2 separate regions of the Homo sapiens genome follow, and region 2 is linked to region 1. A link is an interaction called in ENCODE POLR2A ChIA-PET data of the cell type or tissue named here. Cell type or tissue: OCI-LY7. All regions are shown on one strand. Each heading gives the region's core, and the rest is flanking DNA. Links, peaks and the distances in the headings are about the cores only.

What was found. Peaks named below come from ENCODE experiments on the same cell type or tissue, not always from the same donor. Only the 100,000 strongest peaks of a DNase experiment are listed, where the experiment ranks them.
Region 2: POLR2A ChIA-PET joins it to region 1 with 5 read pairs; 5 of 35 experiments call an interaction of 5 or more read pairs at or near these places.

The regions. Positions count from the first base shown.
Region 1 is chr21:43,816,271-43,820,650 of GRCh38, forward strand. LOC124905033 (a long non-coding RNA gene) reads left to right here. Exons shown (of 2, transcript XR_007067897.1): 2 at 4,256-4,380. Among named protein-coding and RNA genes, the nearest start is that of AATBC, 5.9 kb to the left of the region's middle. In OCI-LY7, for the core only: a CTCF peak has its summit at 581 (motif pointing left); DNase peaks (open chromatin) are centred at 868 and 2,651; H3K4me3 peaks cover 857 bases; H3K27ac peaks cover 806 bases.
Region 2 is chr21:44,016,483-44,020,862 of GRCh38, forward strand. All of the region lies in intron 1 of TRAPPC10 (trafficking protein particle complex subunit 10), which reads left to right. Among named protein-coding and RNA genes, the nearest start is that of TRAPPC10, 6.4 kb to the left of the region's middle. In OCI-LY7, for the core only: no CTCF peak of the experiment used is centred there; no DNase peak of the experiment used is centred there; H3K4me3 peaks cover 430 bases.

The sequences.
Region 1 (4,380 bases), core at 208-4,207:
TCAGCCACCACCAGGGCACAGCCCAGCTCAGCCAGGTGGTGAACGGACACAGGAGCTACTGGGGAGATTTGGCCCCAGGTCAGGTCCTGGCCTTGGGCGTGTGGCCCTTGTGGGGCCAGAAAACCTGTCCCTACCGCCCAGCAGGTGCTAGGGGATGACATAGCCCCTCCTGGACATAGGCCCTCCTGCCACTCTCCCCCTGACCAGGAAGTCACCCCCAACTGCCCCTCTGACACTTTCCCTGTGAGAGGCAACCAGGCACCCCACAAAGCCTGCTGTGGGTTCTCCCAGACCCAGGCTGGAGGGACTGACCCATCAGCCACCTCCCCTCCACCCCTCCCCAACCCCCCTGGCCCCAGACAGCCTCTGTCCACGAGGGGTGTGCCCCCGGAGCTGGCCACAGCCCCAGCAGGGACGGCAGCTCTGTGGGGCTGGTGGGGGGTGCCTCTGCAGGGCACAGGTGGACAAGAGGCCTCTCCTGCATGGCCTGCAGGAGGCCCAGCCTAGGAGGAGGGCTGAGGGCACCAAACGAGGCAAAGCCTGGGGGACCATGGTTGGGGTGGCCAAGGAAAGAAGGGGGGCAGCAGAGAGCGCCATCTGCTGCAGGCTGAGCTCAGGACGGAGGTCTGGGCACACTTGGCTTGGGGCAGGTGGCCGCCTTGTGTGGGTCGAGGAGGTGCAACCTGACCTGTGACCCAGTCCCTGGTTCTGAGGTCACAGCGAGGCCACTGGAGACCTCAACTGGCCGGGCCGTTCGCCGTGCAGGGTGGCTGCAGAGACCCGCTCAGCAGGTGCCCACTGTCACCCGGCCGGAACCAGCAGGCAGGCGTGGCAGGACAGACCACAGGGAGGATGCTGGAGGGGCCAGGGAAGCACATTTAGCACACTTGGGGCTGCCTGTGGTCTGACGCCCCAGAGGGTGACACCTTTCGAGGCTCGAAGGCAGCTCAGGGCAGCTCCTCCCACACAAAGGCCTCCTCTGGGCTGTGAGGGTCAGTGTTTCTCCTGGGGCCCAGCCCTGGGGCCTCTTTGCATGCCCTCTGGGTGCCGGCTCAGGAGGGCACTGGCCCCAGGCCTGGCTCCGCCCCAGAAACCGGGTGGCTGTGTGTTAGCTGGGCAGTGGCTTCTGAGGGGCTGTACCAGGAGGCTCAGTGGGCATCCCCAGGGCTTCTCCTCAGTGCTGTGGTCCCACCCTAGACTGGGTAGCCAGCCTGGCGCCCTCCTCCCACATAGTGTCACAGACAGGCCCACCGACCCTGTGGGCTTGGGGTGGGACAGCCAGGATCCCAGTCTCGGCAAGGCCTGGTACGGTGGGCGTCTCAGCTGCAGCCAGCATTGTGTCCGCCCCCTCCGCGAGGCAGTGTGTTTGTGATCAGAGCAGGAGTGTAGCCTGCTGGTTTCGGTACACGTAGAATGCGTGCCAGTGCACGCTAGCAGCATCTGTTGTGTTCCTTGTGCGGCAGCTCCATGCCATGGCCAAGGTCTCAGTCTCTGTCCTGCTGATTGCTGGAGCAGGTGTGGTGGCCCATGTCCGAGGACGGCTGTGTCCTGGAGAGGTGGGCAGGGGCTGGGTTCATCTGCCTCTGGAGCCTGCTGGCAGCCTCCTCCCGGGTTTCATGGCTGGCAATCATGAAAGCTGCCTCGATGGTGGCGGGGCCCTGTTGATGTCAGATTGGCGTGGCCTCCTGAGAGTTCCTCCTGTGGGTGTGCGCAGGGCTTGCATGTGCAGGAAATGGACTCACCCTGGAGCTGGGCCCCCAGGGGCTGCCCCGGGCCTGGGTGGGGGCCGTGCCCTTGTCTGTCCGTCTCTCTGTCAGTCTGGCTTCTTCCTCTCCAACTCTACCTCTTTTGGGGTCTCCTTTCTGCTCTGTGTCACCCCGGATAGCTTCTCCAGTGTGGAAGCTTTAACTTTCTGTTGTGTGTGTTTTTTGTTTTTGTTTTTGTTTTTTTTTTAGATAGGGTCTTTCTCCATTGCCCAGGCTGGAGTGCAGTGGCGCAATCTCAGCTTACTGCAGCCTCAACCTCCTGGACTCAAGCGATTCTCCAGCCTTAGCCTCCTGAGTAGCTAGGATTACAGGTGCACACTGCAATGCCCAGCTAATTAAAACCTTTTTTTTTTTTTTTTTTGTAGAGATTGTGGTCTCACAATGTTGCCTAGGCTGGTCTCAAACTCCTGAGCTTATGTGATCCTCCTGCCTTGGCCTCCCAAAGTGCTGAGATTCCAGGTGCACACAAACGCACACAAGCACACATATGCACATAGACACACAAGCAGATGCAGACACACACAGACACATACATGCATGCAAACACACATACACGTGCACACACTCATACACAAGTCCACACAGGCACTTCCTGTGATCTCCAAGCCTGAGGCTTTATGCTTGGTGGGTGGGGTCTGCCTCCACCCTCTGTCCAGACCAAGGACCCCCTCAGCCTGCAGAGCAGTGCTGCAGCTTCGGGAATGTGCTGTGTGAGCTCCCTTCTGTCTTAGACCCCCTCTTCCCTCTGAGCTCTGCGGTTGGAAGGTGGAACTTCTCCTCCTCCTATTTTCCTCCCCAACATTCACTGCCTTGTCTTTTGTTCTGCTTTCTGGGAGATGTTCTTGAATGTCCGAACTTCCTCCTGCATTTTAAATTTCTGCCCTCCCAGGTTTCATTTCCAAGAGCTCATTTCTGCTCTCTGCTTGTTCTTTTTTTACAGCTTCCTGTTCCTGTTTCATGAGTGCAATGTCTTTTTTTCTTCATCTTTCCTGCTGTGGTGGGGTTTTCCAGCAGGAAAACTCAGAGCTGGGTGGGAGGGCTCTGCCATGGTTCGTGAGTTTGCTCCCCTTTCCCCATGGGCTGTGTTGGTTGAAAAGAACTCTCTCCCTCCCCCAACTCCTCGTCAAATTCAAATGCTCACAGGGTCTCCAATATTCAGCGACCTTTCATGGATTAAATTCTGAGCCATTCTTTTGCCCCTAGAAGGTTGTCCTCTATAGAATAGCGTAAAACTGTTAGGAGATTGTTAGAACAAAGTCTTGCAGGCACCTTCACTTGGCAGAAGAATCGATCAAACTCCATTTAGAAGGGAGCTCATTGAAGGGGCCTTGGTTTCCCGTTTCCTTTGTAACCAAGACAGTTCTTTCCAGAGGGAGTAGATTTGGCTTGACCCTGCATCTCAGCCCAGGTTCCCAGTGGCCACATGCCAACATTTGATGGGGGTGGGGAGGTGCAGTCCCAGGGGAGAGAGGAGGGGGGGGTGGGGAGAAGGGGAGGGAGGGAGAGCAGGCTGTGGCTCTGCAGTCCTGAGCTGGCCTCAGCCTTCAGAGAGGACAGTGGACATCCTGGAGAGGCCACGGGGAGCCACTGCATCCTGGAAGAGTTGAGTGTGGTAGCCTGAGCCCTGGCCTTGATTCTGCGACCTCGGGTGTGAACTCACCAGGTAGAAGACGGGGACGCTGGCAGGGACGCAGACCGTGCCTGAGCCGGCCTTCCTGTGTGGGCCCAGATACCGGCTCAGGTCCCACCTCCCCTGGTGCTGTCCACACCAGGACAGCAGAAGCCTCATGCCTGGTCCCCAGGGATACGGTTCTGAATCAAAACCTCTCACGGCACATCGAATTGAGCCTGACCAACGCCTGGGTCCTGGCAGTGGAGGCTGGGAGGAGAGTGTCTGGGATTCTGTCCGGGGAGGCAGGGCTGTCACTGTGGGGAGCTATGAACATGGATGGGGCTTGCTGAAGAGACTCAAGCAGCTCGGGGGTCAGAACAGCTCCGAGAACCACGTCCTCCTCCCACTTTGGGATCTGGGCCAAGTCTCCCTGCCTGTCTGGGCCTTGGTTCCCTCCTCTGTAAGTGTGTGGAGGACAAGGTGACCTCTAAGACCTGTCCAGTTCTGGGGTCCCACCCCTGAGGACTTTGCAGCCTGGGCTGGCAGCCCTGAATGATACGGGGGACACCTGCAGGGGCCGCACCCCTGCATAGACTGCAGTTAATTCTGGGTTAAGCAAAGCCTGTGTTTCCCACACGGGCCCAGCTTCTGATGTCTGGAAAGATGAGGACCCGCACTTGCTTCCATCAGCAGCATGTCCTGTGCACACGAAGGTTGCACCGTCCTAAAAACACCACTGCGATGACGATCTGAGCTTTTAAGTGTCTCCTGCTGTCTGCAGCACGTTGAGCAGAACACCCTCCAAATTCCACCTTATTTGGAATAAGGGTCTTTGCAGGTGTAATTAATTGAGAGTCTGTGATCATCCTGGTTTTAGGGTGGGCCCTAAATCCAATGACTGGTGTCCTTATGAGAAGAGGAGAGGCCACAGAGGGACACATGGAGAAGGCCATGGACGGCAGAGGCAGGGGTCAAGGTGACACAGCCACAGCCGAGGGACGC
Region 2 (4,380 bases), core at 180-4,179, 200 kb after region 1:
TCTCATTAGTCACATCTGTTGCCTGTTTCATTTTTCTGAGTTTCTGTATTTGGGGTTCCAGGTCTGATATTAGAAACTTTTAAAGGGGAAAACAGGCAACAGAAATGAGCAGATATGTAGAGCTTCGTGTCTGGTTGGACTTTGGGATTTTCCCCTGTAGGTTAAAATTTTTTTAATTTTAATTTTTATTTTTTGAGACGGAGTCTTGCTTTGTTGCCCAGGCTGGAGTGCAGTGGTGTGATCTTGGCTAACTGCAAGCTCCGCCTCCCGGGTTCACGCCATTCTCCTGCCTCAGCCTTCCGAGTAGCTGGGACTACAGGCGCCCGCCACCACGCCTGGCTAATTTTTTGTATTTTTAGTAGAGACGGGGTTTCACCGTGTCAGCCAGGATGGTCTTGATCTGACCTTGTGATCTGCCCGCCTCAGCCTCCCAAAGTGCTGGGATTATAGGCATGAGCCACCGCGCCCAGCCAGGTTAAAGTTTTTAAATTTGCACATTGAAATTTTCTACTAAACCTGAAAATGTGGTGCTTGCGATTTAACCATCACTAGTTTTACTACCAGAAAAGTCACTTGAAATGTCTGTTTAAATGGGTGAATATGTTATAAATGCAGATTTTGTTTCATATTGAATTCTCAAGGCAATGTTGAACCAAAGATTGAAAAGTAGGAGAAACATTCTTCTTAGGAAATCGCAGTTGTTGCAGAGAGTATGTATTTGGAGGCGGGGACTAAAGGCACCAACAAATGTGCTTAACTTACTATGTCATTTCTACCCGAGCATGGTTACAAACCATTCCATCTTGTACGCATGACCTCGGTTCTTACATAATTTCACAGACCCTTAGCTGTGAAACGGGTACAGTACCAACCCCATCGGGTTGAGAAGGGTGTGTAAAGCACTCAGGAGAGTGTCAGGATTATAGTCAGTGTGCAAAAAAAGTTACTAAGGAGAGGTTCCTCAATTTTCTCTGTTCACAATGCTTTTAGTGTCTCGGTAATTTTTTTCATGGCATCTCTAGGCTAAAAGGAATACTTAAAAATTCCATTTATTAAGTAGTTAGATTCCAGTAATTTATTAAATATTATGTCCTAACAAGAGCTGTTTGAAAAAAAATATATATAAGTTGGAAGAAAAAAATATTTTCATCATTCTTCCTAATTGCAGCAGTGTGCTACGTGGGGGGCAGGCCCTGCGGGAGCTCTGTGGCACCTCTCACCTGAAGGTCGGATTGGACGCTGCTTCTCCCTTTGGTTTTTTTTTTTTCTTCTTCTTTTTGGTGGTACTTGCTTTTTATCAGAGCAGCCACCCTGTTTTGCGACGATAATGATGTCATCGAAAGAAGTGGAGCCCTGATCTGATGTTGACACTGTGAATACCTTGTGTGGGGTTCCTACACCACAAGCATTGCTGTTTCCCTCATAAATTTAAAATATCTCTTGGTGCCTCTCTGCGTAGTGTGTGGGAAGCCTAGGTACACAGTTTGGGAACCCGTGCTGTTAGTGTTATTAGCCCAACTCCAGGGTGGATTTGAACTGATACTTTAGAATTGAAAAGCTTCCTTTCTTTTCAGCTCACACACCTACTTTACTACAAGATGTGTTTCTGAAGAGTTTCTAGTAAGTTCTTTATGCAAATGAAATGGAAAGGTCTGATTTTCTTTTTTTTTTTCTTTTTTTCTTAAGTGCTGATGAATCTCTGAAATAATCAAGTATGATACAGCTTGGGCAACATAGGGAATTCCTATCTCTACAAAAATGAAAATAAAAAAGTTAGCCAGGTGTGGTGGTGTGCGCTTGTACTCCCAGCTACTTGGGAGGCCGAGGCGGGAGGATCACTTGGACCTGGGACGTCAAGGCTGCAGTGATCTGTGATTGTACCTCACACTGCAACCTGGGTGACAGAGCAAGACCTGGTCTCAGAAAAAAAAATAAAGGCTGGGCGCAGTGACTCATGGCCATAATCCCAGCACTTTGGGAGGCCAAGGTGGGTGGATCATGAGGTCAAGAGATTGAGACCACCCTGGCCAACATGGTGAAACCCCGTCTCTACTAAAAATACAAAAATTAGCTGGGCGTGGTGGCTCGCGTCTGTAGTCCCAGCTACTCGGGAGGTTGAGGCAGGAGAATTGCTTGAATCTGGGAGGCGGAGGTTGCAGTGAGCCGAGATCATGCCACTGCACTCCAGCCTGGCGTGAGACTCCGTCTCAAAAAAAAAAAAAAAAAAGTATGTCGGGCATAACACATGAACCAGTCTTTCCTTAGAGAGTTTTTGCTGTGTGCTTCCACCAGAGGCCTGCCAACTGACAGTGTGATTGTGTGGCTCACTCTGGCTGAGTTGGTTATCTTTTAATGGAAATACAAATAACTGACTTAAGGATTTTTTTGTCGTAGGAAAGTTTGTTGCCAGTTGACAGAGTGTCTTCCCTGGAGTCGCATGCCTTAGTGTGTAAGTGTGTGGTCTCCAAAGGTATTGCACACTGATCTCCAAGTACTGACCCTCCCACCCCCGTGCTCCACTCTAGACCTGGTGGCTTTAGATCTGGAGTTAGAGACCAGCAACGGCAGAAGATTACAGGGTCTTTTTTTTTTAAGACATGGTCTCACTGTGTCGCCCAGACTGGAGTGCAGTGGCATGATCTCGGCTCACTGCAGCCTTGACCTCCTGGGGTCAGGTGATTCTCCCACCTCAATCTCCCGAGTAGCTGCTTGTGTGCCACCATGCCCAGTTAATTTTTTGTATTTTCAGTAGAGATGGGGTTTCGCCATGTTGCCCAGGCACGTTTTGAACTCCTGGATTCAAGCAATCCGCCCTCTTTGGCCTCCCAAAGTGCTGGGATTACAGGCATAAGCCACTGTGCCCAGACAGCTGCAGGGTCTTAAACAGTCAAAACATTCCCACCTCAGTGCCTGCCTCTGTGGTGGGTTGCCTCAGAGCTTCCTGTGGCTTCCTGTCCTGTGTCTCACCTTCTTTCTTCCTCAAATCTTTCCTCTATCTGCTCTTAATGTCAAATATAGTCACAGTATTTTGGCCTTAGAGAATATTTGTTTTTAAATTAAAAATTGATAACCTTGGAGTCATTTATGACTTCTTTTTTCTCTCACAACTGACATTATCTTTGAAATATATCTAGAATCCAGCTATATATAGGGCCTGCCTGGATAATCTGGGATAATCACATCTTGAGCTCCTGAACTTAATTAAGTCTACAAAGACCCCTTTCCCAAATAAGGTGACATTCACAGGTTTTGAGGGTTAGGATGTTGTGGGGCACCATGCCACCTGCCGCACCACTGTCTGTGTTAGCTACCAAGCGCGCAGTGGCCGGCATTCATCAAGCGTCTTTGGTTTTAGACAGCTGCGTCTGTCTTTGGAGGTTTGTCCTTCGTGTACTCCTGACCGAGGGAATGTTATCTTGACATTTGGGCTTCTGGGTTCTAGATGTGGTTACAAGGTGGGGTGATCCCTTCTTAGGAAAAGTCCAGCCTCTTCTGTGCTCTCTCCCTTATGTGGCTTTTTGGACATTTGTTACATGGTGTTTAATTTCTGAATATTATTTTAGGCCCCTGTTTGCAATTTTTTTTTTTTAACAGTGACCAGGGACCATTCCATTGTATGTTTGGACATTTTTCTTTTCTTTTCTTTTTTTTTTTTTGAGACAGAGTCTCGCTCTATTGCCCAGGCTGGAGTGCAGTGGCGTGATCTCGGCTTACTGCAAGCTCCGACTCCGCCTCCTGGGTTCACGCTATTCTCCTGCCTCAGCCTCCCGAGTAGCTGGGACTACAGGCGCCCACCACCACACCTGGCTAATTTTTTTGTATTTTTAGTAAGGATGGAGTTCACCGTGTTAGCCAGGATGGTCTCGATCTCCTGACCTTGTGATCTGCCCGCCTCGGCCTCTCAAAGTGCTGGATTACAGGCATGAGCCACCGCGCCTGGCCCATTTTTCTTATTTTTAACTGAGATCTGTTAGCAGTTTGAAGCGATTGTATACATTTCAGAGTTAGCTGGGCATGGTGGTGCGTGCTTCTAGTCCTAGCTACTTGGGAGACAGGCCAGAGGATCGCTTGAGCCCAGGAATTTGAGGCTGCGGTGAGCCATGTTTGTGCCACTTCACTCCAGTCTGGGCGACAGAGTGAGACCCTGTCTCAAAAAACAAAAAACAAAAAAAAACAATTTCAGGGTTGAAATTTTTAGCAGAGCCTTGGAACTGACAACCACCTGTTTGGATAGTAACTTTAACTCAATCTGTAGCTTGCCATTTGTGGGCACTGTCAGTTCACCTAGACCAGTCAGCAAGCTCTAAACATCCAGGTTAATGAGAAGGGCCGTCAGAAGTCATTTTGAAGTTGAGGAGCTGAGGGCTGGTTTTGCTGTGA